2 separate regions of the Homo sapiens genome follow, and region 2 is linked to region 1. A link is a loop called in an ENCODE intact Hi-C map of the cell type or tissue named here. Cell type or tissue: CD14-positive monocyte. All regions are shown on one strand. Links, peaks and the distances in the headings refer to the core of each region. The heading gives the core; the rest is flanking DNA.

What was found. Peaks named below come from ENCODE experiments on the same cell type or tissue, not always from the same donor. Only the 100,000 strongest peaks of a DNase experiment are listed, where the experiment ranks them.
Region 2: it touches region 1 in a loop (2.2-fold over the local background); 7 of 110 quality-filtered maps call a loop at or near these places.

Annotation. Positions count from the first base shown.
Region 1 is chr20:5,593,274-5,596,075 of GRCh38, forward strand. It overlaps GPCPD1 (glycerophosphocholine phosphodiesterase 1), which reads right to left. Exons shown (of 20, transcript NM_019593.5): 4 at 54-138. Among named protein-coding and RNA genes, the nearest start is that of GPCPD1, 16 kb to the right of the region's middle. RefSeq lists a silencer at 1-244. In CD14-positive monocyte, for the core only: no CTCF peak of the experiment used is centred there; no DNase peak of the experiment used is centred there; H3K4me3 peaks cover 762 bases; H3K27ac peaks cover 893 bases.
Region 2 is chr20:5,543,832-5,546,633 of GRCh38, forward strand. It overlaps GPCPD1 (glycerophosphocholine phosphodiesterase 1), which reads right to left. Exons shown (of 20, transcript NM_019593.5): 20 at 608-2,802. Among named protein-coding and RNA genes, the nearest start is that of LINC01729, 35 kb to the left of the region's middle. In CD14-positive monocyte, for the core only: no CTCF peak of the experiment used is centred there; no DNase peak of the experiment used is centred there.

The DNA.
Region 1 (2,802 bases), core at 235-2,734:
TTGCTTTTGAAGGAAGTGCTAAAGGAATTGGAAACTAGATAAAGAAAACATACCTTTGGTTCTAAAAAGTACCCTTTGAAGTAGCGATACTGAACTGATACTCCTCTACTGAGTACAATGGTTGCTTTCCATAGCATGCTGTGAAGAAAGAAAATTAAAAGCAGCAGCATCAATATCAAACTACAGTGCATAAAGACTTCTTAATTCACAAAACTCCTCAAATAAAACGTATGACCAATATCACTTATTTATTCCTACACAAAATTTTACAGGCCTACTCTGTAGCAGGCAATGGGAACACAGGGGTATATACTGCAGAAAGAGCCTTATCTTCAAAGAGCTTCCTTTGCTGTGTGGGTAGACAGAAAAATAACCAAAGAAGATAGACAGAACGAAGTTCTGGAGGAGGCTTTTAAAAGGAAGGAAGGTTTTAATGAGGAAGCGCTGTCTGAGCTCAGGTCTAAATGATGAGAAGGAACCAGCCATATAAAGAGCCAGGATAAGTTTCCAAACAGAAAATTCAAGTTGTACAAAAGTGGAAGCCAGAGTCAGAATCTTCTGTGACTTCCCACTTAGCGAGGGATGTTACATGGCTGATAAGAGACTTTGGGTCGCAGCTTTTGTGTCACAAATGAGAGATAAACATGAGTTACACTCCTATTCTTGACTATCCGTTATTCTAAGCTGTCCTACCCAGGCTCTGGCTATTCCTCAGACAAGCAGTCAGAACCTGTATCTTGTTTCAGGCCAATGTCTTTCTCTGAACTATGTTATTCTAACAGAAACTAAAGATTTGACTCAACAGCTGCCTTAAGGTCAAGAATTCACTACAATTCATTACTGTAACTGAGTTTTAGCTTCAAATAATAAACTAGTGCTATCCACAGCATGGTCCCAGACCATCATTAGTAGCTGGGAGCTTCTTAGAAATGCAAATTCTCAGGCCCTACCCAGACTTATTGAATTAGGAACTCTGGGGGTGGGGGCCCAGTAACCTGTATTTTAACAAGCCTCCAGGTAACTTTTTTTTTTTTGAGACGGAGTCTTGCTCTGTCACCCAGAGTGAAGTGCAGTGGCGCGATCTCAGCTCACTGCAAGCTCCGCCTCCCGGGTTCATGCTATTCTCCCACCTCAGCGTCCCCAGTAGCTGGGACTACAGGCACCCGCCACCACGCCTGGCTAACTTTGTTTTTTTATTTTTAGTAGAGACGGGTTTCACCGCATTAGCCAGGATGGTTTCGATCTCCTGACCTCATGATCCAACCGCCTCGGCCTCCCAAAGTGCTGGGATTACAGGCATGAGCCACCAGGCCCGGCCGCCTCCAGGTAACTTTTATAAACACTTTGAGAACCCCTGTCATAGACCATTAACCAAACGTTAATTCAGCATGAGTAGTTTAGCCCTACCTGGCTCTGCTAAGACAGGTTTTAGGGCATTGTCCTTACTCTGATACAAGCTTAGCTCCTAAAATAAATACAGATATAGCTCATTGTATTGCACTTTATTATACTTCACAGATACTGTGTTTTTTACAAATTGAAGGTCTGTGGCAAACTTGAGTCGAGCAAGTCTATCAGTGCCATTTTCCCAACAACATGTGCTTACTTCGTGTCTATGTCACAGTTTGGCAAATCTCATAATGTTTCAAACTTTTTTGTTATTATTATATCTGTTATGGTGATTGCATGCTACAGAAAAATCTTTCATGAAAGGAACAGTTAATCAATGTAGTAAACTTCACTGTCTTATTTTAAGAAATTGACACTGTCCTTCAACCTTCAGCAACCACGACTCTGATCAGTTAGCAGCCATCAACATTGAGACAAAACTCTCCACCAGCAAAAAGATTGCAATTCACTAAAGGCTCAAATGATTGTATCATTTTTTAGCAATAAAGTATTTTTTAATTAAGGTATGTACATTTTTAAAAATCACTGCTTTAAACAAACCAACATGGAACATGTATATATATGTAACAAACCTGCACGTTCTGCACATGTACCCTAGAACTTAAAGTATAATAATAAAAAATAAATAAATAATAAATAAGTAAAAATCACTGCTTTAAAGCAAGAATAGCAAATGCTGCCAGGCGTGGTGGCTCACGCCTGTAATCCCAACTCTTTGGGAGGCTGAGGTGGGCGGATCATGAGGTCAGGAGTTCAAGACCAGCCTGACCAACATTATGAAACCACATTTCTACAAAAAATATAAAAATTAGCCAGGCGAGATGGCACAAGCCTGTAATCCCAGCTACTCAGGAGGCTGAGGCAGGCGAATCACTTGAACCTGGGAGGCTGAGGTTGCAGTGAGCCCAGATCGCGCCACTGTACTCCAGCCTGGGTGACAGAGTGAGATTCCATCTCAAAACAAAAACAAAAACAAAAACAAAAAAAGAATAGCAAATGCTTGACACATGTTCCCTATTTTTCCCCAATAAGCCTCAGAATCCTTTTCAACAGAGGTTTCCAGGTGGACTCTTCCAATTAAGAATAGAAAGTTGCCATTTCTGCTACCCCAAAAAGAAAAAAAGGGGGGGGGACAAATTCCCAGTACTACCTCATCTCCAAAACAGCCAGTTGGAGCATGTGAAACTAGCCCCACTAGTGCAGAGTAGAATTACTAATAAGCTGTGAAAAACGTGCTGCCGCCTCTCCCTCAGCCATTATTTCTCAATCTCCAGGAGCAGGATCTAGGTATGTGTATTTTTTTTCAAGTCCTCCCAAGTGATTCTAATGCGATCCCTGGTAAAGAACCACTAAATGAAAACAAGAGATGAAGAAGGCAAAGCAGTGAGTCTT
Region 2 (2,802 bases), core at 197-2,696, 49 kb before region 1:
CATGCAGTATTTCCAATACAAATACTTTGCTTTCTACCCCAAAAATACATGATCCAAAACTAAAATGCAAAGGAATAAATCAACTGTATCCAAATCTCAATTAATAGGACTCCATTATCAGCCTAGAGTACCAAGCCAGTAATAATGTGAGAGGCAGAATTTAGTCAGAGGCATAGAGAGCGAGCCTAGGCAGAAAGGGCAATGAGTGTCCACCAGGACTAATGAGGCGACCTGCCCCAGGCCACACAATTCCTATCCAAGGCAGCGCCCTTTTCACTACCAGTCCACCAACTGCGGGACTTAGGTGTGCTGTCCCAGGAAGAGGCAACCAGGCCTGGGGGAAAAACTGTACCTTCTTCTTCCACTTAAATGGAATAACTATCCCTGTATTTCTCCTCAGTCTGCATGGAGCAAAAAATTGGTTTTAGCATAATCCATCAAATACATGACTCCAAGCAACCAGGACAGAGAACTCCATTGGTAAACATACAAACCCATGCAAACACACACACGCATATGTGAGCACACACATACTCCAGACATTATGGCCAAGCATGCCATACAAAACTGTGTTTATCGTGAAACAATCTGAGTTAGGAAACTAGGATTGTTGCCACCACCATTTATTTATCTAGTTCATAACTAAGGATAGAACACTATAGCAGTGCTAGAGATGCAAAGACGTCCCTGCCCTTAAGGGGCTTACAATCTTACTGGAGAATATAACAGGCACATAAGAAGCTGGACTACAAGGAAGCATGAGCTAACAAATGCCAGACTTCGGAAGGCAGCGTAGTTTGAGAACATGGGATTCAGAGTCACAAAACCCACATCCTAGTCCCAACCCAGTATATCAGTTAACCTCTCTGGGTTTTTTCCCAGCTACAACATTAAATAGTAAGACTGAGAGGCTGTCTGCATGTTTCCATCATCATTCAGATCAAAAGCTGAGATGAGCTTTAGGGAGGAGGCTGCACCTGAGCGGGACACTGAAGGAAGGCAAAGGAGGTGTTTCAGACAAGCAAAGCAGTACTGAGGTAGCTGTAAGCTTGGAGTTTGGATGGGAGACGACAGACAAGTGTCACAAGGAGCAACGGCAGAGAGGTGGGTGGGTGGCAGGAAGCGCCACAACACTTTCCACACAGGGGTGGGTGGTGTGCCTCACATTTACAGCCGATCATTTACAGCACATAATTCCAGAGAGTAGAAAATACCAGAGGATAATGGCGGCATTTTTTCAAACATTTCACTTGATTTCCATAAAGTATAAAATAATTTAACATTATACCTCTACATTTCAAAATTCACATCAATAAACCATCCTAATTGTTAAAATGCAAACCAATTCAAAGTTTACATTCTTAGTAAACATAACTAAATCTCTTAATTCAAAAGGACATTTGATACAAATTATATTACTCCAATAATTCCAACATTCATTTTCCACCATGTTCCAAGCACTGTGAAAATAAAAATGACTATGACAAGGTCCCTGCCCTTGAAGAGCCTGCAGCCTGGCAGATGAGACAAAGATCAACTCTGCCTACCTAGAACAGAATTACTGTGATGCACAGCCTGATCAAGGTACGAGCCGTGGAGCACAAAGACGGATTCATCCTTCCTGAAGTTTCCACAAGGGCTCAGGAGAGAGGTCTTGGGCACAAGAAGAAATGAGTTTGGCAGAGAGAAAGTGACTATGGGAGGAGAGGGCTCCCAGGCAGAGGACACACGGGCACAGAGAGGAAGTCCAGGGCCAATGACAGGGACAGGGTGGCTGAAGCAGGGTGTAAAAGGCAACAGCTAGTGATACGAAGGCCCGGACTTAGTCCTGTGAAAATAAGGAGCCATTGCTTGTCATGTTTTAATCATCTACTAACACTGGTTCATAAGGTCAGGAAGAGATAGGACAGAAAGTGAGCAGGAAGGTTCTGTCTGTATTGTAGGCAGTGACTGTCTGCTCTCCCCAGCAACTAAACTGCTCAGAAGCCACACTCCCCATGACCTCCTTCCTTCATCCTTTCTTCTGTCTCCTTTTTCTCTTTATGATCTGCTTCCCCTCTGTCCTTGAGTCTTCAAAATGGAGCCAGCACTGGGAAGGCATAGGAGAGGAGCAAAGGAGCAGGACTAGAAACAAACATATATGGCTAATCGAGTTACTATAAAGAAATGGTAACCGTATTGGACAAAGGTCTGCAGATGAAGGAAACTAATTCTTTTTCAGGAGTTTTCCAAAAGTGCCCAATTCACACCAAAATTTTGGAAAATCTCATACAATGTGGGAAAAGTATACAGAACCCTTGCAGAAGACTCCATTTCCTAAACTATTTTGCATTAATATCAACGTTACAAACGCAATACCATAGGATTTCAGAGCCTATCTTCACACAAATAAGATCTGACCAAAATTGCATTGCTTAGCTTAAAAAATACTACACAATGTATAATTTCAAGTCTTAGGTTCTCAGCTACTACCAAAATATGTCAATATATGAATAAACTGCCTTGTGAAAAACATGCAGTAAAAGGTAGATGCAAATAAGCCATCCCTTTAGGGTAGACACTATATTAAAATTTCTTGTCATATTATAAAACCATTCTACAAAAGTAACACCTTCTTGAAATTTCATTTTGTAATGAAGAAAATAAATCTGTATCATTTTATTTAACATTCATTCTTTAAGTTACAGTTAACACAATCTGCTTCTAATCCAAGAAATCCTAGTATAATCTGAAATACATGCATATACATTTAGTAAGACCTACATTTCTAAATAAATTACATGCATGATATACAATAAAGAA